2 separate regions of the Homo sapiens genome follow, and region 1 is linked to region 2. Evidence: read pairs that join two places in POLR2A ChIA-PET (ENCODE). Cell type or tissue: CD4-positive, alpha-beta T cell. All regions are shown on one strand. Links, peaks and the distances in the headings refer to the core of each region. The heading gives the core; the rest is flanking DNA. Region 1 has its middle 44 kb from the start of TCF7. Region 2 overlaps TCF7 (transcription factor 7).

The links. Peaks named below come from ENCODE experiments on the same cell type or tissue, not always from the same donor. Only the 100,000 strongest peaks of a DNase experiment are listed, where the experiment ranks them.
Region 1: POLR2A ChIA-PET joins it to region 2 with 26 read pairs; 8 of 35 experiments call an interaction of 5 or more read pairs at or near these places.

Annotation. Positions count from the first base shown.
Region 1 is chr5:134,064,130-134,076,426 of GRCh38, reverse strand. It overlaps a transcript of VDAC1 not described here. Among named protein-coding and RNA genes, the nearest start is that of TCF7, 44 kb to the left of the region's middle. RefSeq lists an enhancer at 4,420-4,519 and silencers at 4,990-5,109, 5,190-5,249. In CD4-positive, alpha-beta T cell, for the core only: CTCF peaks have their summits at 4,856, 5,055 and 5,460; DNase peaks (open chromatin) are centred at 5,096, 5,496, 7,386 and 7,750; H3K4me3 peaks cover 1,276 bases.
Region 2 is chr5:134,144,357-134,156,653 of GRCh38, reverse strand. It overlaps TCF7 (transcription factor 7), which reads right to left. Exons shown (of 10, transcript NM_003202.5): 10 at 8,444-10,430. The coding sequence ends at 10,351. SKP1 (S-phase kinase associated protein 1) reads left to right here. Exons shown (of 6, transcript NM_170679.3): 6 at 1-7,719. Among named protein-coding and RNA genes, the nearest start is that of SKP1, 26 kb to the left of the region's middle. RefSeq lists enhancers at 10,679-10,728, 10,839-10,918. In CD4-positive, alpha-beta T cell, for the core only: CTCF peaks have their summits at 7,765 and 8,030; a DNase peak (open chromatin) is centred at 8,183; H3K27ac peaks cover 2,114 bases.

The sequences.
Region 1 (12,297 bases), core at 1,795-9,794, 81 kb after region 2:
TGGCAACAAAGGAAATGTCTGAGGTGACAGTGAAGGCTGACCTTGCAGAAAGTGACCTGTGAGTCTGGGGGACTCAGGAAGGCCTCCACACGATGTGAGGATCCAGCAGAGATCTGAAGGGTGCATAGGAGTTATCAAGGTGAGAGAGGGCTGGGCATGGTGGCTCATGCCTGTAATCCCAGCACTTTGGGAGGCCGAGGCAGGTGGATCACCTAAGGTCAGGAGTTCAAGACCAGCCTGACCAACGTGGTGCAATCCTGTCTCTACTAAAAATACAAAATTAGCCAGACATGGTGGCATGTGCCTATAATCCCAGATACTTGGGAGGCTGAGGCAGGAGAATTGCTTGAACCCGGGAGGCAGAGGTTGCAGTTAGCAAGATCATGCCATTGCACTCCAGCCTGGGTGACAGAGGGAGACTCCATCTCAAAAACAAAAAAACAAAAAAACCATGAGAGGGTTTGAGAGAGAGTGTTGCAAGCTCAGTAGTGCATAAGTAGTGTTGTGAAGAGTATTGTGAATAGTATGAAAATGGTAGCAAGGGCCGGGCACGGTGGCTCACGCGTGTAATCCCAGCACTTTGGGAGGCTGAGGCGGGCGAATCACCAGGTCAGGAGATCGAGACCATCCTGGCTAACATGGTGAAACCCCGTCTCTACTAAAATAATACAAAAAATTAGCCGGGCCTGGTGGCACGCGCCTGTAGCCCCAGCTACTCGGGAGGCTGAGGCAGGAGAATCACTTGAACCCGGGAGGTGGAGGTTGCAGTGAGCCGAGATTGCGCCACTGCACTCGAGCCTGGGCAACAGAGCGAGACTCTGTCTCAAAAACAAAAAACAAAAAACAAACAAACAAACAAAAAACCAGTATCGTGTATAGTGTGTGAATAGTAGTGAGTAGTGTATGAATAGTAGTGTGAATAACAGTATGAAAGTATTGTGAACATAGTGTCAATAACCATGTGAATAGCAGTGTAAATAGTGTGTGAATAGTAGTCTGAATAGTAGTGTGAGTAGTGTGCTAACAGGAGTGTGACTAGTGTGTGGATAGTATTGTAAATAGCAGTGTGAAAGTAGTGGGAAAAGCAGTGTGGATAGCACTGTGAATTGCAGTGTGAATAGTGTGAATGGCAGTGTGAATAGCATGCAGATAGCAGTGTGAATCGTATGAATAGTAATAGCATGAATAGTGTGCAAACAGTGCAAATAGAAGTGTGAATGGTAGTGTGAACTGTGTGCAAATGGTATATAAATAGCATGTGCATAGGAGTGTAACTAGTATGTGGCCAGTACTGTGAATAGTAGCAGCGATGGTAGTATGAATAGCATGTGAATTGTGTGCAAATCATAGTGTGAATAGTGTATCCAGACTGTGTGCATAGTGTATGAAAAAGCTCTGTGGCCTGCTGAGAGTCCAAATGGCTGGACGAGCTGTACCACTGAGCAAAGTTATGAGTAGAGAGGAGGGCTAGGACCCAGGTCTGGAGTCTGGGGCAGTCAGTGTGGCATCCATGACTGTGCCATTTGCTCTGTCTAGGTTTTCCTGGCAAAGGAGCCTTTGGTGGTGGATGTCTTCATGGCACATGTGAGGACCATCAATACCAAATCTCCCTTCATCTGCTTGGAGTTCCCTGCATCAGTACATGATCCCATATAGGGCAGGGTAAGCATTGTTCTTCAGGTTTCTTTTTAAAACTCTAAGTGCTATTGGGAAAGGGAAGCCAGTGGTCCTCCCACCACTGAGTGACTGGGGCTGGGTGGGCTAAACCTGGAGGAGAAGAGGCCTGGGAAGGGTGAGGCTGCCACGGGTACCTCATAGGTTGGTTGACCAGGCCTGACTGGTGGCCTGTAAGCTGCTACCTGGCAACCAAACCTCTGCCCTGGACTTACACTGTGAGCCCCTCTTCCCTCTTCTCGGGGTGATCTCGCATTGGTAAGTCAGGGTCAGTTCCCTGGGGCCCAACTCCCACCCAGGCTCTGTGTCTGACATGAGGTCACAGAACACCCCCATGCTAGCATGTTTGCTCCCAAGTTTAATGTCCTTTTTCAAAGTAGATGTCATTTCAAAGCTTTTATTTATTTATTTATTTATTTATTTATTTATTTATTTATTTATTTATTTTGAGATGGAGTCTGGCTCTGTGGCCCAGTGTAATGGCAGGATCTTGGCTCACTGCGAGCTCTGCCTCCCGGGTTCATGCCATTCTCCTGCCTCAGCCTCTCGAGTAGCTGGGACTACAGGTGCCTGCCACCACGCCCAAGTAATTTTTTGCATTTTTAGGAGCGATGGGGTTTCACCATGTTAGCCAGGCTGGTCTCAATCTCCTGACCTCATGATCTGCCCGCCTCAGCCTCCCAAAGTGCTGGGATTACAGGTGTGAGCCACTGCGCCCAGCCAGCTTTTATTCATTCTTAGGCTGACTTTCAGTGACATATATAATACAAATAATGGGAAAAAACATAACATTTTTAAAGCTAGAGTTCTCCCATCTCTGTCCCCCACTTAGGGTTATTGGTTGGATGTGTCTTCTTCCAGTCTTTTTTAAATGCATTTTCATTGTTAAGTATGTAGATACAAAAATAATTTTGTTTGGGATATACACACACACACACACACAAGTCTGAGTTATATGTATTATTCAGCAGCTTCCTTTTTCAGCTACTGGTACATGTTGGAGATCTTTGCACATCAATGTATATAAACCTACTTCCTTCTTTTTAAATGACTGCTTAGTATTCTCCAGTGTGTATTCCATGGGTTATTTGCCATCCTCTCTCTGATGAACATTCACATTGTTTCCAGATTGTCACCATGACAAGCAACACTGTAGCAAACATCCTTGTGTGTGACTCAGCTTAGCTCAACTCAAGGATGGCTGTTTTGTTTGGCGATGAGGTCTGCATCAGAGGAGGTATTCAAGTAAAGGGTAAAATAATATGTCTTCCTCAACCCACAGCAGTGATGCTCAAACTTTGTTGGGTATGGAAACTACCTGGAGAGGTTTTTAAGCTATACATTGGCGGGCCAGACCCCTGGAATTTCTGATTCAGGAGGACTGGGATGAGGCCTGAGAATTTGCATTTCTAGCAAGTTCCCATGCGATGCCCCTGGTTTAAGGACTTTGGGAATTGCTGCCTCAGGGTGTTAGCTGCTCAGCCTCTACTTACTTGAAGAGTCACATCATCCTAGGAAGACAATATTCAAGGAGAATTAATCTTGGGCCCCTCCCTCTACTAAGAGGTAGGTGCCCTACCTGGCATCCCTTTGGGAGGCAGGGGCTTCAGGGCACTGGTGATGGGTCCAGAGGTCTGGCTAACAGGGCTGCCGGGTCAGATGTTCCAGCTAGGCCTAAAAGCCTAGGACCTCTTGACTCTTGACATAGCCTGCAGGACTGTCCTTTTCTTGGCATCCAACCGCCCACCCCCGTGCAGTGAGCGACTCACCCCATTCTTCCCTTTGGAGCTAAATGAAGGGTTCTGAGGCTGGCAGCGAGCTGTTTACACAACATGATTGGGAAGTGCTCTGGGGTTTTCATAACAGAAACAACGGGAGACCACATCCCCAGAGAAGGTCTTCTAAAAGTCTTGAGGTTTCAAGACCCTGATGTTCTCTTTGTTCCCAGCTGGACTGCAGGAGGTCACAATGGGGTTGGAGGAGACCATCACTGGGGCAGAGGTAGGAGGAACCTGGAGCTGGGACCCTTGGAACTAAAGACCATCCAGAAAGACTTACTGCCCTTCCTGGGCTTACTTGGTGGCTTGGACACTTCTGCACCTGAGGATGGTCCAGTTGCAGGCTGATGGTCAGACCCAATGGGCATTTGTCCGGTGTTTCTGCCCAGAGCAGAGCTGTGTCACCCTGCAGTTCACAGAACTCCTGGTCCTTTCCCCCCAGTGTGCTGTCCATGAACATCAGCCACCTTGATCATGAGAAAGAGGATTCCCGTCAACTGCAGGTTCCTCTGTTTGTTGCAGGTAGCGAAGGGAGGTGGGAAGGAGGCTCTGTTACCTACCACAAAGTGACCACAAATCCTGTGAGATGGATGGAAGCTCCTTTGGAGCTCCTGAGAGCTGCAGCAGGTCCTGCCCCTTCAGTGGGACAGAGTCTGGCTCCAGTTTTAATCCTGGGCAGTAATATTTGGGGTACCCTCTCTCTCTGGTTGGGTAACGTATAAAGTCCTGTCTCTCTTGACTGGTTATTGTTCATGGTTGTAAGCCCAACATCTAATATATAGTAGGTGCCTAACAGTCCCTGTTGAGTAAATAATGAGATGAAGTTCTTAGAAGGTGTCTGCAAGATGGACTAGCCTTTGCATTCCCTGGAATCGGTGGGCTGGACCCTAGGGCGAGCTGCTCAGCTACTTGAGAACCCCTTTGCATCGCTGCTGCTGTGGGGGACTGGATTCCACTACCAGAAACAACTTCCACACAACCTCAGATGCCAAAGGAGCCCTGGGGGTAAACTCCAGCCTCCTATCCAGGGGTTACCCTGGGACAGGCCCACCACAGAGGAGCATGTACAGAGAGGGGAGACTGGCTTCTCCCTTCCCAAGCAGGAGGGGTGGAGTGGATCTGTGACCATTATGTCAGCATTTCGCAGACCCCAGGTCCGCCCACAAGGGCTAAGGGCAAGGCCATGCTGTGTCCAGGATCCAGCACCCCACCCCTCAACCCACAGCCACCCTCCAACTCCGCACTAATACTGGAACTGGGTGGGGGTGGGGGCAGAGAATTTTAATTCTTTCAGACTCAAAACTTAACTTCTCATTTCTTTCAAGACACTCACCCCTCACCCAAAAAACGAAAGTCAAGGCTAAGGGGAATTCTGCGTGGTGGAAAAGCTTAAGGTGTTACTTTTGGTCTGGGTGAAGCTGGTCATCTGCATTTACCACACGCAGCCAAAAGTGCCGGAGGCTGAGAGCCCTGAGGCTGAGGGTCTCTAGGTGGGAATGACAGGGTGGGTTGGAGGCGTGGAGAAGGGCGCTCCCCCGAGGCTGGGCGAGGAGGATGTCGCCACCTGCACAGCTGGCGCGGCTGGGCCCAGGGTTGGGGGGAAGGGGCGAGTCCCTTTGTGGGCCTCCAAGTCCAGCCCTTCCCCTGCCGCCCTACACGCGGCGCTTTGAAGTGGCCGCGCTGGCTGCCCCCTCCCGCACGGCGCCGCCCCCGCTGCGTCCGCACCTTGGCAGTGGCTGAGCGCCTTCCAAGGGAAGGGGAGGGTGGCACCCGCTGGGAACTCTTTGTAAATTCATCCCCCAGGAAGGCTGGGCCGAGGATCCCCTCGGGGGAATCCGCCTCCGGGGTCGCGGGGTCGAGGTGTGTTGGGTTAACCCCTAACACTGCCTGAAAGATTGGTCACCCCTCGGGACTCAGGGTGGGACGTCAGAGCCCCCACCCCTAGGTTCCTCTGCTGGGCGGGGTTTACGCCCCTGGGAAGCGGCTGGGGATGGTGACGCTTGGACCGGTTTCCTGTGAAAATCCTACGAGCCATTTTGGCAATAAATTTGTACAAGTTCTTTAAAACTGTGCAGACCTCTGATCCAGCACCTCCTTGCTGCCTAGAAAATAATCGCAGATACGTGCAAAAAGGTATGTGCTATGACGCATTGGAGCATTGCTTAGAACTGGGAAACCGTGGGAATATTCAGCAGTAGAGATTATTATATTCACTAATAAACTAATAGTTTACCACCGGCCAGACAGCATTGGGGAAAATCCGAGACTTCAAATCATGAGTAATGATGACATAGAATATTTACTATGAACAAAAAAAATTGCTCTTGACATTGTTAACCAATAACTATATAAGCCTGTATGGAAAAAAGACTGGAAGGAAATAAGACAACACATTCTTAGTAGTGGTTCTCTCTGGGTGCTGGGATTAAAGGATGACTGTGATTATCTTAGGCGTTTCTGAAATGTTTAATACTCTACGCCATAATCATGTATTTAAAAATAAATGTTGTTTAGATAAAACCTTAGTTCAGCCAGGCGTGGTGGCTCAAGCCTGTAATCCCAGCGCTTTGGGAGGCCGAGATGGGCAGATCACGGACAGCAGCCTAGCTCTTGGACTAGGGTGACTAGATAGGATGAAACCCCATCTCTACCAAAAATAAAAAAAATTAACCGAGCATGCTGGGAGGCACCTATAATCCCAGCTACTCGGGAGGCTGAGGCAGGAGAATCGCTTGAAACTGGGAAGCAAAGGTTGCAGTGAGCCGAGATCACGCCATTGCACTCCAGCCTGGGCAACAGAGCGAGGCTCCACCTCCAAAAAAAATAAGAAAGTAAAGGAATAAAAGAATGGCTACTTCACAGACAGAGCAGAGGGCTGCTGGTTGCCCATTTGTATGGCTGTTTTTTTTTTATCACATGCTAAACAAGGGGTGGATTATTCATGCCTCCCCTTTTTAGACCGTATAGGGTAACTTTCTGATGTTGCCATGGTATTTGTAAACTGTCAGGGTGCTGGTGAGAGTGTAGCAGTAAGGATGAAGATAGGTCACTCTTGTCGCCATCTTGGTTGTGGTGGGTTTTGGCCAGCTTCTTTGCTGCAATCTGTTTTATCAGCAAGGTCTCAATGACCTGTATCTTGTCCCGACCTCCTATCTCATCCTGTGACTTAGAATGCCTTAATCATCTGGCAATGCAACCCAGTAGGTCTCAGCCTCATTTTACTCAAGATGGAGTTGCTCTGGTTCAAACACTTTTGACACATCCATCAGCATGCAAACCAGCCCTAACCCAACCCGAACCCTCAAAGGTAGAGAAATAAAGAGAAACGCTGAGAAGCAGGAGTGAGACCCCCTCACTCCCCAAAGGCCATAGTGTGGTCTCCTAGAGGCTCCGGGTCTGATGATTCAACCTTTCTTCGATGCCATTCAGGAGGCCTGGGTGGTAGAGGAAGCTTCCAGGACTTGTCAGACATTCAGCTTCCTTCCTAATAGGTGGTGATCAGCTGGCTATGGGAGAGACCCCTCACCTCTGAGGGGATCATCATTCCTTCCTCCTGCCCTGCTCCACCTTCATATGTTCCTCTGATTAAGAACACTCCTGAATTATTAGGTGATGGCTGGTGGAGAAGTATTGAGAACTATGTTCTCCCAGGATTTATTCAGAGGGTTGGGACTATAGCCCATTGAAATGGGCCCCTCCATCCTGCACCATAAGGTTTAGAGAACACTAAAAAAATTTCCCTTATCTCTAGTCAGCTCTGGTGATCCTTTGAAGTTTTTGTTTCTAATTTGGCAGATTATTACTGTAATTCATTTTGTGCTTCTGATTTCTTTAACATTCATTTTTTTTCTTCTGAAAGCACAGTAAAACATGGGGGGTGGCTGTGTGGGTGGGAGTCTTGCTGGGACTCCCAGAGAGGACTGCTACTAAGTAAACTTTGCTTTTACTAAAAGGCGCACGTGAACACACACACACACACACACACACACACACACACACACACACACAGTCACCTCCCAGAGAAGTTTTTTTCTGTTCTAAATTCACTTTAGATAAGTGTACTGATTCAGCTTAGAGATTTTTAAAACACTGAAAAGAAATGAGAAAAGAAGACCAAGATGCACAGAGGATAGAGTAAGTGGAAGAAACACCTCTACTATTAATTTCGGCAGAAGACAATGGAGAGAATGGGGAAGAAGCAATATGCAAAGAGCTGACAGCTAATAATTTTCCAGAACTGTTGGGTCTGTGACTCCTCAGGCTGAAGAGGCACAGTGGTTTCCGAACAGAGAAAATATAAATCACTTTATACCTAGCCACGTTGTAGTGAAACTTCTTGACACCAAAGACAATGAGAAAATCCTAAAAGAAACCACAGAAAAAAGAAAAATTACCTACAAAGAAATCATAAGTAAACAGCCTTCTCATTAGCAACAAAAGAGATCTGAATAATATCTTCAAAGGGCTGAGGGAAAATAATTGTTTTCCCCAAATTCTAAACTAAAATACGTGTTGTTCAAGAATGAGTGCAAAATAATGACGTTTCAGACAAAAAAAAAAAAAGCACTGAGAAACATTTTCACATACATCCCCTCATTGAAAAAATTGCTGAAGAGTATTCCTCAAAAAGAAAAAAAAAACTGATAGGAGTGGAACGGAAGACACAATACTAAGGGGAAAAAGAATATATGTTGGGTAAATCTCATAATCCTTGTGTATAAAACAACAACAATGATAGCAACTAATTGGGAGGGTTTAAAATGAGAAAAAAAAATAAACTGATAGGTAACAATAATTAAGAAGATGGAGTAGAGTAATTGAAGTGAAGCATTCTGTTTTTGTTTTGTATTTTTTTTTGAGATGTAGTCTCCCTCTGTCGCCCAGGCTGGTGTGCAGTGGTGCGATCTCTGCTTACTGCAACCTCCACCTCCCAGGTCCAAGTGACTCTCCTGCCTCAGCCTCCCACGTAGCTGGTATTACAGGCTCACACCACCATGACCGGCTAATTTTTTTATTTTCAGTAGAGACAGGGTTTCACCATGTTGGCCAGGCTGGTCTTGAACTCCTGACCTCAAGTGATCCGCCTTCCTTGGCCTCCCAAAGTGCTGGGATTACAGGCCTGAGGTATCATGCCCAACTGAAGTGAAGCATTCTAAGGTTCTTTTGTTGTTTTGGAAGAGAGTGTAACAGAAAGTGAACTGATCATGAAGCTAGGGAAGTATAAGCTGCAAGAGTAATTTCTGTCTCCTTCTCCTTCTCCCTCTCCTTCTCCCTCTCCCTCTCCCTCCCCCTCTCCTCCCTCGCCCTCCCCCTCCCCCTCACCGCCTCCCCTTCTCCTTCTCCTCCTCCTTCTTCTTTTTTTAAAAAAGAGAGCTTCCAAATTGAATAAGCTTCAGATCCCATAAAACCTGGATCTGCCTCTGAGGTAGCATTAATATTTCATATTTGGACTTTATTAAGACAATTCTATAAGTTAAAAATGTAAAGACAACTACTAAAAGTATAAAAAACAGAATATATAACTTTTTTTTTTTTTTTTTTTTTTTAGAATATGTAACTTCTAACCTGCTAGGGAAAATAAAGATAAGAACATTTGATCTGACTGGGAGCGGTGGCTCACACCTGTAATCCCAGCACTTTGGGAGGCCGAGGTGGGCATGTCACCTGAGGTCAAGAGTTCAAGACCAGCCTGACCAACATGGAGAAACCCTGTCTCTACTAAAAATACAAAATTAGCCAGGCATGGTGGCATATGCCTGTAATCCCAGCTCCTCGGGAGGCTGAGGTAGGAGAATCGCTTGAACCCAGAAGGCAGAGGTTGCAGTGAGCTGAAATTGTGCCATTGCACTCCAGCCCGGGTAACAACAAACTCCGTCTCAAAAAAAAAAAAAAAGAACTTTTGATCAAAACAATCAAAAGCAGGAAAAGAGGGGGAAAAAGAAGCAAAGAAAACACATTATAAACAAAAAATACAAACTAGAATGGCAGATGTGGCAAAATTTATTACTTAACCCTAGATATCTGTTCTCCCTTTCTAGCAGGGGAATGGATATTTTTTGCCAAGCAGATTTAAAATCTATTATACATCCCTCAGCCTCTCTTACAGATAGATTTGGCCAGTGGTATGTGACCAGAAGTGACATTGCAATTTCTGTGTTGCCATTAAACGGGGAAATTCTCTTCTATTCCCTTCTCTTTCTCCTTTTCCTCTTCTAATTGGTTGGAATTCAGGTGTAATAACAGGAGCTACATCATCTATCTCACACCAAAAGATGGAAGCTGTGTATTGAAGATGACAGAGCAATAAGAAAGGAAGAGACTGGGCCCCCGATAATTTTGTGGAGAAGAGCTATCACACTAGCCAGGACTTTTATGTAAGAGTTAAAAATTTCATCTTGTTTAAGCCACTTTTAATTTGATTTCACTGCAAAAGCAGCTAACCAATATACTAACACATGTAGCAGGTATAAATTATGTTAGAAATTACAGTAAAAGTAAATGGAGTAGACTATTTAAAAGACAGTGATTTTCAGGCTAGAATAAAACAAAAACAAAACAAAATAAACACAGACATGCTCATTTGTTATATATTGTCTATAGCTGCATTCACACCTTACTACCAGAGTTGAATAGTTACAACAGAGACTGTAAAACGTCAAAAATATTTACTATCGGCCGGGCATGGTGGCTCATGCCTGTAATCTCAGCACTTTGGGAGGCTGAGGTGGGTGGATCGCAAGGTCAGGAGTTTGAGACCAGCCTGGTCAGTATGGTGAAACCCCATCTCTACTAAAAATACAAAAATTAGCCAGCACTCTCCAGCCTGGGCAACAGAGCGAGACTCCGTCTCAAAAAAATAAGTAGATAAAAATATTTACTATCGACCAGGCGCGGTGGCTCACACCTGTAATCCCAGCACTTTGGGAAGCTGAGGCAAGTGGATCATGAGGTCAGGAGTTCGAGACCAGCCTGCCCAACATGGTGAGACCCCCCATCTCTACTAAAAATATGAAATTAGCCAGGCGTGGTGGCGGGGGCCTGTAATCCCAGCTACTCGGGAGGCTGAAGCAGGAGAATCACTTGAAACCAGAAGGCAGAGGTTGCAGTGAGCCAAGATGGCACCACTGCACTCCAGCCTGGGCAAAAGAGTGAAACCCCGTCTCAAAAAAAAAAAAAAAAAAAAAATTTACTATCTGGCCCTTTACAGAAAAAGTAAGTTTGATGACCCCTGAACTAATTCATAAAGCAAATTTTAACAAATATCAAAGAATAGCTATCATACTGACTATATTATCTCATCTTAATGAAATAAAACTAGAAGTTAAAACCAAAGAGGCAGGGCACAGTGGCTCATGTCTATAATTCCAGCATTTTGAGAGGCTGAGACAGGTGGATAACTTGAGGCCAGGAGTTTGAGACCAGCCTGGCCAATATTGCAAAACCCTGTCTCTACGAAAAATACAAAAATTGGCTGGGTGTGGTGGCGCACGCTTGTAGTCCCAGCTACTCGGGAGGCTGAAGCAGGAGAATTACTTGAACCCAGGAGGCAGAGGTTGCAGTGAGCCAAGATGTGCCACTGCACTCCAGCCTGAATGGTAGAGTGAGACTCTGTCTCAAAAAAAAAAAAAAAAAAAAAATTAAAATTAAAACCAAAGAGATAGCCAAAATAATCCCATTATATTTGGATGTGTGTCTAAATAATTCATAGGGAAAAGAGGAAACCACAGAGAAAATTACAAAACATTTGGAAGTGAAGATCATTAAAACATCATATAAATTTTTTTTGGAATCAGCTAGAACAATGATTAGAGAGAAATTTATATCCTTTAAAGAATACATTAGAGAAAGAAAAAGACTAAAAATTAATAAGGTGAGTATCCAGTTCAAGAATTAGAAAAAGAGTAACAGGATAGCCTGAAGAAAGTAGTAAAAAAGGAAATAAAAAAGGAAACTAAGGCCGGGCATGGTGGCTCATGCCTATAATCCCAGCACTTTGGAAGGCTGAGTCAGGCAGATTGCTTGAGCTCACAAGTTCAAGACCAACCTGGGCAATATGGCAAGACCCCATCTCTACTAAAAATACAAAAAAATAGCTGGGCATGGTGGTGCACGCCTGTGGGTCCCAGCTACTTGGGAGGCTGAGGTGGGAGGATCACTTGAGCCCAGGGAGCAGAGGTCACAGTGAGCTGAGATCACACCATTGTACTCTAGCCTGGGTGATAGAGCCAGACCTTAGCTCAAAAAAGGAAAAAAAAAAAAGAAGTTACAGAAAAATTGAATAGTTTTATGTTAGTTCTATATCCCTTGTATCAGTTATCTATTGCTTAGTAACAAATCACCCCCAAAACATAGTATCTTAAAACAATAATCAGACCAGGCCCAGCGGCTCACACTTGTAATCCCAGCACTTTGGGAGGCCGAGGTGGGCAGATCATCTGAGGTCAGGAGTTCGAGACCAGCCTGGCCAACATGGTGAAACCCCATCTCTACTAAAATACAAAAATTAGCCAGGTGCAGTGGCAAATGCCTGTAATCCCAGCTACTCGGGAGGTTGAGACATGAAAATTGCTTGCACCAGGAGGCGGAGGTTGCAGTGAGCCAAGATTGCACTACTGCACTCCAGCCTGGGTGACAGAATAAGACTCTCTCTCTCTCAAAAAAAAACCCCAAAAAACAAAAAAACAATAATCAGTCAGCTGGGTATGATGGCTCACGCCTGTAATCTCAGCACTTTGGGAAGTTGAGGCAGGAGAATCACTTGCCCAAAATTACAGTGGAAGAAAAAAATTGCAATTTTATATTCAAGATGCCATGATTGTCTATATGAAAAATTCATGGACTGGAC
Region 2 (12,297 bases), core at 1,356-9,355:
CTTCCCTCCTACAATAGAATGAAGTTTTTTTGATGGCTTGAGATGGCTCACAAATTTTGATTTTTTTTTCTTCCTTGTGCTCCCTTTTTTTCTCCTTGCTTTTCCAGTTAACATCTATATTCACATGTAATCTTGTTTTCTCTTCACATTCACTGAGTTGTTCAGGCTCAGATCATCCCTTGACAGTAGTTTGCCTTCATCTCACCTTTCATTTGTCCCAAATTCACCTTATTTAATAAAGTCCCATATGTTGTCTCACTTAATTCCAATTTGTTGTCTGTACCAGAGATAGGAAACTATAATGTGTGGGTCAAATCAGGCCCATAGCCTGTTTTTGTAGTCTTTGAGCTAAAAATGGTTTTTACGTTGTAAAGAGTTATTTAAAATTCTCTCTCTCTCTCTCTCTCTCTCTCAGGAGATAAGCTTGTTTTCTGTTTGTCCTGGTTTTAGTGGGGAAGGTAGCGGTGTATAGTCCTAGCTGAATTGTCTCATCTACCAATTCCTGCTATTATAAGATCAACTTCTGCAAAAACCTTATCCACCTCAAGTATCCTTAGCAGCTGGGCATGGTGGCTTATGCCTGTAATCTCAACATTTTGGGAGGACAAGACAGGAGGATCGTTTGAGCCCAGGAGTTCAAGACCAGCCTGGGCAACACAGAAAGTCCCTGTCTCTCCAAAAAAAAAAAAAAAAATTAGCAGTCATATGGTGCATGCCTATAATCCCAACTACTTGAGAGGCTGAGGTGGGAAGATGGCTTGAGCCTGAGAGGTCGAGGCTGCAGTGAGCTGGCATTGCACCACTGCACTCCAGTCTAGGCAATAGAGCGAGACCTTGTCTCAAAAACAAACCAGAAGTATCCTTAGCAGTATTATGACAAACAAATCTTCACTGAAGGTCCAGGATTACTGCCATATGCCATGTTTAACTTGTAAAGGAAGTATCACCTTCTAAGAAACTGGAGCTTGTTATTACCACTTGATCTGTATAATACTCAGCAGTAGTTAGAATTATATGAGTAAATAACGTCACTATCCGTATTTAAAGGATAATGAGATCTTTCAGAAAGATTGGATGGACAGACAATATAGTAGTAATTTAAATTTTTGTTTCCTGACTTTCTGTAGTCCCTAAACAAACAACAAAAAATCCTAGTAATCTTAAACTTTTACATTAATAGAGATCCAAGAGAAAATAAGCCATTTTTCACCATTGTGGACCCAAATAAATCATAGACATGGTATTAAGAAGCCCTTTTCAGTCTGGTTGCAGTATTATTTTCCTACCTTTCTTTTTCCTGTTCCCTGCTGTATGCCCACTATTCCTTTAATATATCTACTAGAACTTTTCTAGGCTTTCACCTGGAGTGAGTGGTCCTTTCTCATTATCACAGTAGCCAAACCTCAGTCTTCAAAACTCCACTCATTTCTGGCTACTCTCTTACTTCCCAACTATTCTTCTAAACTAATATTGTGGCATTAAGTCATACCTTGAGGCTGGAGTTTTAGTGTCTTCATGGCCTTGGGCAAGTTGGAAATAGGTACTACGGTTTTATAGATCTAGTGCAGTCTGCTTTATATTAGTTCCAGAACTTCATTGGAAGTCACTTGACAGCAGGATTTAACTTGTATTTAGCAGCACTACTCCATGAATTTCAGTATAAGTAACAGAAGTGAAAAGTCCTTGTGAAATGCAGGTACAGGGCATAATGAAAACAAGAAGAGTAGTTTTAATGCATGAGAGGGGAGAGCTTGATAATAGCTGATAATAGCCTTGGTTTGGAGAGTGGTTACTGATGAATTATGAAGACTTTCTCTAATTACTGTTATAGTAGTAAAGGAAAGAAAACCCTTGTTGATAAAGTAAACTTAGGGATTAATTAGGAAATGCCTTTTATTTCACCAGGAAAGAGAATGAGAGGAAGAAGGTATTTGGCAGATTTGGGTGATTGAAGGATGTTTGTCGGTTTCCTCTGTAAACAACATGCTGCTTTCTGCAGTGTGCTGCTTTTAATGATGAAGTCCTTTCAAGGACTCCATGGCAGTCCTTTGGCTTCTCACCTTTTCATTGATTATGTCACTTGTGATCTAAAAGTAAACCAAAACCTTCCTGAATGTTAGCTTATTATTTTCTCCTTAACATTGTCATAGGCTAAAGATGTGCCCCCTCAAATTCTAATAATTTTTTTTTTTTTTTTTTTTTTTTTGAGACAGAGTCTCACTCTGTCGCCCAGACTGGAATGCAGTGGTGCGATCTCAGCTCACTGCAACCTCCGCCTCCTGGGTTCAAGTGATTCTCCTGCCTCAGCCTCCCGAGTAGCTGGGATTACAGGCACATGCCACCATGCCTGGCTAATTTTTTTGTGTTTTTATTAGAGATGGAGTTTTACCATATTGGCCAGGCTGGTCTTGAACTCCTGACCTTGTGATCCGCCCGCCTTAGCCTCCGAAAGTGCTGAGGTTACACGTGTGACCCACCGCACACGGCCCTAATAATTCTTAAGTTGTAGAAGCAAGTTACTCTTTTGAAGTGCCATGTGTTAGCTTGCCTTAATCTATTCTTGGTATACAAAATAGATACTGCTTTACAGTTCTTATATTTTCTCAGAGATTCACAAAATCATCCTGTAGCTCCCTGTGTGGGATTATAGCTGTGACTTTTTACTCTACAACTGTCAGAATACACCAGCTCCTGGAATTAAGCAAGAACTATATTGTGACTTGGTTGGACAGGTAACTGCAGCCTTGTAACATGACATCATAGTAATGCTGAGCTTATCTTAAAACTAGCTGGGGAGGGAGGATAGTAACAGTGAGTCACTGTGGGCATCTCACTTAGGGCAGGCAGATATTCCAAATCACATTGATTTTTCAGTTTACGTAAAAATTGACCAATCCTATGGGCTGTGTTCTGATCCCAACATAAATTTTGTTTAAGTTAATTTGCCTAGGCTCTCAATAAGGCAGTTTGGGAATATAAGGTGATTTTCCACCAGAAAAGAGAAAATTGAGAGAGCAGCAGACCTCTTGCTCTCAGCACCCTTTACAAGCTTAACTTTTGCTTGCCACCATTAGCTTTTGAAGATTTTTTTTAACTGCTCCTTGCAGAGCAGGACTACCCCATAGGCAGTGTGCCCAGAGTAGCCCGAAGAGCTTTTTGATTCTTCTTTTAAGAGACAAGGTCTCACCTCTGCCCCCCAGGCTGGAGTGCAGTGATGTGATCACAGCTCATTGCAGCCTCGAACTCTTGGGCTCCAACAGTCCTCCTGCCTCAGCCTCCTGAATAGCTAGGACTACATGTGTGTGCTACCATGCCTTGCTAGTTTTTGTTTTTTTAAATTGATTTTTATAGAGATGAGGTCTCCTCATGTTGCCCAGGCTGTTTTCGAATTCCTGGGCTCAAGATCCTCCTGCCTCAACCTCCCAAAGTGCTGGTATTACAGATGTGAGCCACAGCACCCACCAATTTTTCCTTTTCTAAAGCTCAGTGTACATTCTGGTAGGAAGGAATCAACCAAGTAAATGTTCTCCCTACAAAGTTGTTTGAGGATTTGAAAAGTTAATCTTCAATTATCTGGATTTGAAACCAGTCTATAACTTTTTAAGCTAGGAAGAAGTCAAGAATAAGAAGATTGCAAGCAAAGGGAAAGCTTACAAAATGGCTGAATCCTTAAAGTGTAGCTCCTGGCTTCTCCTTGGTAGGAAGCATTAGACATGGTTTCCCTCTAGGGAGCTGGGAGCTTTTGGTGTAGTTCAGGAGAGAAGGCATAAATACTGCTGGGAGGGAGTGGATAACTCTAATAAAAATGTTCCTGGGCTGGGCACGGTGGCTCACGCCTGTAATCCCAACATTTTCAGAGGCTGAGGTGTGCAGATCACGAGGTCAAGAGATCGAGACCATCCTGGCCAACATGGTGAAACCTCATCTCTACTAAAAATACAAAAATTAGCTGGGCGTGGTGGCACATGCCTGTAGTCCCAGCAACTCGGGAGGCTGAGGCAGGAGAACCGCTTGAACCCGGGAGGCGGAAGTTGCAGTGAGCCGACATCACGCCACTGACTGCAGTCCAGCCTGGCGACAGAGCGAGACTCCGTTTCAAAAAAAAAAAGTTTCTGGACAGAACAGATTAATGAGCCAATGGGGGGCTACAGAGCTGAAAGGTGCTACGAAAGGTTTTGTAAAGTGAAACTAATTTGGTTTCAAGAATCAAGTTGGATTTGTTTGGGGGTGGACAGATGCCAAAGTGAGGAAAAAGCAGTGCACAGTCAGGAACTAACAGCAGAAGGTTGGGTGTTGGTACATTTCCCTGAGAATATAGACTAAAGAGAAATTAGGGCAGGATTAGTCACAGTACTTTGCTGACACTCAGTAGTATTTTATCAGCATTTATTCATCAGACCCACATTAGGCAGGGCAATTTTTGAGTGAGCTAAATTCTAATTTTTTTAATTTTAATTTTTATTTATTTATTTTTTGGCTGTTCAACTAAACCAGTCTTTTGAATGTTGGGGGTTTTACAGTTAGAGTCCTGATGACTTTTTCTTGTTTACTGTTGTTAAAAATCACTACCTCCAGTGGTCACAGAGAATGAGTAAGAGAACTGGCTGTGCATATCAAGATGAAGTATGGTGTAAGAAATATTTCAGAGCATGTCCTTTGGCCCAAGATTGAGCCATTTGGACACCTAAGCAGGATTGGCTGAATGTTATCCTTTCTGCTGAGGCATCAGTGGAGATGATCATTAGTGGTGGCCGAAAAGTGTTGTCGAAGGTGCTCTTGCTTGACACACTTCCAATGCGGGACATAGTTTGAGTGATAGATGGCTAATTCATTGATAATGTACTTGTTGCCTTGCAGTCTTGTGTACTGCTGGCTACCTCTGGTCTGTGTGCCAGTATTGAGCAGCATTCTATGGGAGGAATGTAGTTGCTCATAACAGTGTCTGCTTCCACATCTGTAGTTCTTGCGACCTTCTGATATCTGTCAACTTTAAATTTTCTGGAAGTATTTAAGTATATTCAGACCTTCTGATATCTCTTAACTTCAAATTTTCAACCTGCTATATAGCAGCCTCTTATTGCACACTGAGGATCAGCTTATTTCCTTAAAGTGCTCTCACTTTGAATACCTCCCACCTATCTGGTGAAAATTCTTATTTGTCCTTTCTTTCCTGAATGTACCATTTCACAACCTCTAACTGCCTTCTTCAGTTGCTTTGCAGATTTTTCTGTTCCAGGAAGCTTACGGAAAGGGGTGGGAAAATAGAGAAGCTGTACTCTATCCTCAAGTACTCAAGCAGGGTTTCCAGAGTGGCTTTGTAAAAATTTTTATTTATTTATTTATTTATTTTTGGTGAGTGGAACCTGGCTTTTCCTCTTCCCTCCCCAAGCCCCACCCCGCTTCCTGACATTGCACATGCCTGAAAGAACTAGGCTTCAGATAAAAGAATGAGAACACTTGAATGAAAAAGGAAGACTTGGTCCAGAGCCCCTGGTGAATATGAAAGAAGTATTGGCCTGGACTATCTCCCGCATAATTCACAGCTGCTATCTTGTCTTCAGAAGTGAAACATCCCTTACCAATAGTGACCTAACTTGTGAGGACTGCTTGTGATAGTATAGTTCCCACCCCCAGGACATAAGTTTTCCCTTTCCAGTTAACATGCCTAATCCCATGCTATCTTTAAGAGCTTGAAAATCCTTCCTGACCTGAGCTAGGCTTTTATTCTAAGGGACTGTGTATGTGAACATCCCCACCATCTATGTTTCCTGTTTTCAAACTCGGTGCCGTTTTGAGTATTTTCAGATGCTCACTGCCAGTAATGGTTTGTTAGTAGCTCCAAACTATTAGAGAAGAGCTCAGGAGTCAGAATTTGAAAGATGCCCATAGGGTGATTTGAGATTTGGAACAAGGTTATCACAATAAGTTGGGATTGGGGGAGTTGACACAACCAGGGTCTGCTTGGGTGGGCAGCTGTTTCAGAAACCCTTGGTGAACTCTTAAAGCCCTGAAGAGCTTAAAAAATGCTCTGAAGAGATCTGAGAGTCGCAGTTAAGGACTCTCAAAGAACCTCAAAGAAAAGCCAACTTAGCCTTTTTATACAATTAACTAGATTTGGGTCTTAAATTCTACTTTGACATATAGGCCTAAGAGGTAGTTTAACATGGCCTTGTTACCCTTACCCCTTCTGTTCTGTGCTGTTTTCTGAGAAACGGATGCAGGAACTGATTCCCTTTCTTCCTCTCTGGAACAGGATATAAAGAACCCTTCCGCTTCCCTTTACTTGTGGCCTTCCTGGCCAGGCTTATGTATACTGAACAAAGCTAGGGTGCAGTGCTTCTGAGCTAGCTGTTAGGGGTCCACAGCCAGAAGGAATGGGAGACCACAGGAGCCATTCAAAAGATAATTACATGTCAGAAGAGAGTCCATCCATGGGGTTCTGTTAAAGTAGACACCTTCACGTTGGGAGACATAGGCTTTGTCTGCTTGCTGGGCTGAACCCTCACCATATCCACAGAGAACAAAATGGGGAGCAGCTGTACCAGGGGAGGGATGAACGTCTTTCACCCAAGTTGCCAGTCTGCTAGTTGTCTGGAAATGTTCAAGGGAGGCTAAGGTATCTTGTCTTATGATGTCTCAGGAAACAGGGTTGGTTCTCAGCTGGCAGTGAAGGGGGACTGGTGTGGTATTAGCAGTTGAACTTGAGGTTGCAATCTCAAGTCACCCTCTGGCCTCGCAGGAATGCACCAGGGTGATTTGGGAGGATCTGAGTTTCCTTTATGAAGTCAGATTAAAAAAAAAAAAAGCTGATCTGATTTAAACAGAGTTGCCAAAGACTTCCCCGCCAATACACAAAGACTGCATTGTTCAGGTACCCTGTGTACTCTAAGTGAGACACCAAATCAGATGCAGCAACCTGGTCTTGCATAAGCCCTGGTTAGAATGTAGGTTTTTTAAACAACTAGGCCAGTAGCCAGAACAGAATTCTTTAAAATGGGACAGATGTCCAGAGAATGGCTAGTGTCCTCTAGCACTCTCTCAGAAGCAAAAGCAAGTCTGGGGTTACAACTTCCAGTGGCCTACTTTAAATAGACGCTGTTCTGGAAAATGACTTTATACTTTAAACACAAAATCCAAAAAATAGAACTCAGTGGAGTGACAATGACAATGCATGATGGTGGCCCAGTGGCTGTCCCATGTGAAATACTTCTTGCCTGACATGTATCATCTACTTGTTGACTGACCTATTGAGGTGCCTTCATGACACCTTTTACATTCATGATAGGTCTCAGGAAGACAGCAGTGTACTTGGTGGAAACTCATGTAAAAAGTGGGTTGTAGGGAGCTAAACAGTGAGTACACATGGTATATGGATACGGAATGGAATAATAGACATTGGAGACTTCAAAAGGTGGGAGATGAAAGGGGGATGAGGTATGAAATCCTACCTGTTGAGTACAATGTACACTACTTACGTGCACAGTACACTGTTTGGGTGAGAGGCACACTAAAAGCCCGGACCTCACCGCTACCCAGTATGTTCATGTAACACAGCTGCACTTGTACCCCCTAAATGTATACAAATAATCTAAAAATAGCCCGGACCTCACCGCTACACAATATATTCATGTAACACAGCTGCATTTGTACCCCCTAAATGTATACAAATAATCTAAAAATAAAGTGGATATGGTGGCTGTCGTGTCCACCAACAGCGTATGTAACTTTTTAAAAAGTGGGTAATAGATTTATCAAACTTGAAGGCTTGTGTGAAAATATGAAAAATACTTTGCGTCTTAACAGATGCAGTCTTTGGGTGCAGCGCACCAGCACGGCACATGTATACATATGTAACTAACCTGCGCATTGTGCACATGTACCCTAAAACGTAAAGTATAATAATAATAATTAAAAAAAAAGATGCAGTCTTTGGGAGGAAGGGGTGCTATTAAAAAATCCTCCTTTAGGATTTTGTGGTGCTAATAGGTTATAAAAGACTCGTTTGCTCTTGTTTTCCTTGAAATAGGATATGCACTTGTGGAATGTTTTCTTTTCTCTCTGCCCTCAGAGGAAAATGGAGCCTAGTGGTCATGTGTACCTATTTCAGGTTGAATTGTCTTGTCAGCCTTTATGGACGGCAGTTGGCAACTCATTTATTCTTATATGAGCACTGGGGAGCAGGCTGGCCTGCATCATTGTGGGGTTAAGAGCAAAGCTTGGAATGGGAGTATAGGCATAGCTCTCAGGTGAGGCAGGCAGGGCCCACACCCCTTTAGGGGAGATGACAAGTGTAATCCCTGGTTTCTACAGGCTGGAGGTTTGGGAACATATGTACCATAGGAAACAAACTCCAAGTTTCCTGACTGTGGAGAAGGAAAGGAAAGAATATCATGCTCTGTTACTGAAACAGCTTATTCCTCAGGGTCAGGCTTTGAAAAACAAACCCAGTAAAAAGTATCTTTATTCTCATGTTTAAAAGTTTTTCTATGATGATGCATTAACAATACAAAAATATTTTGAACACTACAATAATCTTTTTCTCAAGACTTCTTGCAGTGTTACACTAGAATATGTGATCTTTGGATTCTGAGAAACCAGTGGCTAAAGTAGGAACTAAAGGCTTTTTTTGAGGGGTGTGTGAATACATGGACAGCCCTTTTTTTTTTTTTTTTTTTTTTTTGAGATGCAGTCTCCCTGTTACCCAGACTGGAGTGCAATAGCGCCATCTCGGCTCACTGGAACCTCCGCCTCCCGGGTTCAAGTGATTCTTCCGCCTCAGCCTCCCGAGTAGCTGGGATTACATGCGCGCACCACCACGTCCGGCTAATTTTTGTATTTTTAGTAGATACAGGGTTTCACCATGTTGGCCAGGCTGGTCTCAAACTACTGACGTCAGGTGATCCACCTGCCTCGGCCTGCCAAAGTGCTGGGATTACAGGCGTGAGCCACCGCGCCTGGCCCGGCAGCCCTTTTTCTTTGGATTTAGGCAAAAAACAAAAATTAAATTAAAGACTTGTTTTTCAAGGCTGAGGGTTGAAGCTTGGCTCAAAAATGGGTTAACGTAGGCTATGGTGAAAACCTGTTGTCCACTACTGGAGGTTTTCTGGGCTCCTTGATCTAGTTGTAATGGTCCTCTGTCCCGCAGCCCCATGGGGAAACTGGAGCCGGCCAGGCGGACTGAATGCTGAAAGACAGGCTCTGGCTGTCATGAGGTTTTGGGTTTGCCCTCTCAAGCTGCCCAGGAGCTGGCTGGACTGCCATAGATGAACTGGAAATGGAATTGTGAAAAAGGCTCTGTGAATGGGGAGGGGTGCACACTGGATTTGGGCCATGACTTCTTTGAACTGTTGACTGCAGCTGCTAGTGACAAGCCTGGGGCCAGAGCTTCTTAGGCTGGTGGGTTTCTCAGGGAACACTTCCAAATAATTTGAACTAGAGCTAGATACACCCTCCCCTCCCCAATTTGCCTGATAAGGTAGTGTCAGATTATTTCTGTTGCTTAGGTTGATAGGCCTAAACTTAACCTATTCCATTCCCCTTCCTGCTTCTTGCAAGCTCCTGAGATCATAGTAAGGGGCTTCCTCTGGTCCAACTTATGAGTAGCAGCTGGTTTTGTTTTTGTTTTTATAAACAGAGCTTCTCCATTTCCTTAGAAGAGCTGTCATCTTGAGCTTTGTGCTTGTGACCATGCTCACATGTTGTTTGACAAACCAGCTCATTCTTGGTCCATGAAGTGTCTGAATGGGGAGGGTGTGGCAGTGGGGGATGGGGGAGATGGGTAGAGAAGGTAGCTAGGCTCAGTTCAGCCCATCTCTGACCTATAGCAGAAAAGCTAGGGAGGCAGAGGCTTCTGGCTGGCAAGACAGATGGTACAAAGAATAGATGCAGGCAGCCATAGGTACAAGGGATTCCCTTAATTAGATGACACATCAAGACAGATCTGATTCCCACCACTTGGAGCAGTTTGAATCGATGACCCCAGGTTCAGGCAGAAGTCCTGCAGCCTCTGAAATCTTCAGGGTCTGGACCCTGAGATGACGTTAACAGGACCCCTGGCCAGTTTCCATGAGATCTGGGTCTCTGTCACTTTCAGGGGGTAGGCTCCTGGAGGCGGCCAGGTGTCCTGTGCCTGCTAGGCCACCTGTCTCTGAGATTCCTGTTGCTGTACCTGTGTGCTCTGCAGGGTGCTGCGGGGGGCCTGTGGGGGCCCTGGGGTTGGGAGGCTGAGAGCAGTGGAGAGACCTGGGGATGTAGGTGCCGGCTCCGCAGGGCTAGTAAGCAGTTCTGTGGGGAAGCGGGGCAGCAGATGGTATGAGGGTGAGTCCTGGGGAGCTGGGGACCCGGGGCAGCCTAGAGCACTGTCATCGGAAGGAACGGGGCTGGGGCAGCGGCCTTCTCCGGGTAAGTACCGAATGCATTTCTTTTTCCTCCTAGGAATAGTGAAGAGAGTTATCTGTAAACAGAGGGTGAATTCATAGTCATACACCACAACCAAAAAATGCTGCCTTTGCACAGGCCTGGCTGATTCCTTGTCCTCTCTTCCTGGGACTTGGGTGGTAAGTCAGTGTCCTCAGACTGCCATTCTGCTTGGTCTGGCCCAGACCTAGGACAGGTGCAGTTCCCAGAACAGCCACAAGGTGGCAAAGGGGCCTTTTGTCACTAGGCCTATGGGCTGTCATCTGTCTTCCAAGGGAGTCATCTCTCCTGTCTTCCAAGGGAGTCATCTCCCAGTCCCGGCCTTTGAGCTTCTCCAGATGTGTTTGTGGGACTCACATCTGCACCAAGGCAAGGGGCCGCAATGCCTATGGCTTCCTTGCCCAGCCATCCCAGTCCTCAAGCTGGGCTAGAGGAAGAAGACATGGACAGTGACTCTTGTCCATTACCATCCTTGAGTTCTCTGGGCCAGTTTGTCTCTGATGGAATGAATGGAATAGAACTTCCCCTGAAGACAGGGTTGTTTCCCACCGTGCATATGTATGTGGATACACAGACACACCCCAAACTCCTCCTTGCCCTTGGACAGGGAGTGTGGTGGGTACACTGAGAGGCTGGACAAGTGTTCCTTAGAGCCAGTGGCCTTACTGCCTGGAGTACCCTCTATCTTAGCCCTGCCAGGCCTGGCCTGAAACTGACTGAGGAAACTTTAACCACTTGTTGGGTAAACCTTGTCACACCCACAAGTATTTCTCTGTTGTATGGTGAAACACATGAGCCCTTTCCCTCAGACAGCCCAGGGTACCCCCTGGGTCCTCTCCCCCAGCCTCTCCAGCCCTTTGGTATCAGTAGGTACAAGATAGCAAGTCATAAGGCTACCTGGCAACCAGATGGTTCTGTGTTGTTGTCACCTTGCTTTTTCAGATTAAGGGCTCAGGATGGTACAGGCAGGGATCCCATCTTGAAGAGGAAGTGAGGGAGCCCATGGGCCATAATGACTTTGAGGCCTGGTAGAATGGGCTCCAGGCCCCCTTAGTGGTGGCTGAGCTGTCTGTTTGCTGAGGACCTGCTAGGCCCACTGGCATCAGAGCTGCCTTCTTGAGTCTGTCCTTCCTTTCTGGAACATTCTGTGTCTTTCTCTCCAATCCTCCTGCACTTAGACCCAAGTGGTCTTCTCCACGCGCTGTGTTCAGTATTTACTACTATTCTCAGGAGGCCTGGGCTCCCAATCTGCTGAGTATGCTAGTGGGCTGAGGGGCCAAAGGAGTGGGCTGCAGGCCCAGTGGAACATGTGCAGAGTCAGGGAAGCAGCTTAAAGCAAAGGGAGAACGATGGTGGGGACAAACCCACCTGCACGGACCACACCAATCCGTCTGCTGGTTGAGGCCAAAGCGAGCACGGCATTTCTTAGGCGAGCCAGGGTCTGCTCACAGCCATGCCAGAGGGGTAGAGCAGGGCAGAGGGCGAGCAGGCAGCGGGGCAGAGCAGGGCCCAGAAAGAAGAGGTAACATCAGTGTTAGCCAGTTATAGACACCCTACAGCCCCCATAGGCAGAGTGGGCCTCTCCATGGCACAGCCAGCCCCAGTGGGAGCCCAAGAGCCCAGAGCCAAGATATCAGGAAAGGTGGGCACCCAGGTACGCAGTAGAGGCAGTGGGAAGAATGGGAGGGAGGGAGTCCTGTCAATCTGGCTCATCTCTGTGGCTTGTGGGGCCCTTGCAGCATGGAGGCTGCAGAGGGGCCCAAGGAAGACCATGGAGATCCAGCCTTTTATGCCCTAGGGCCACCCACCTCCTCCCCAACTCCCTACCCATTTTATCCAGTTTTTCTTCATTCTTGACCTACATTCCTTCAAGGGATAAGG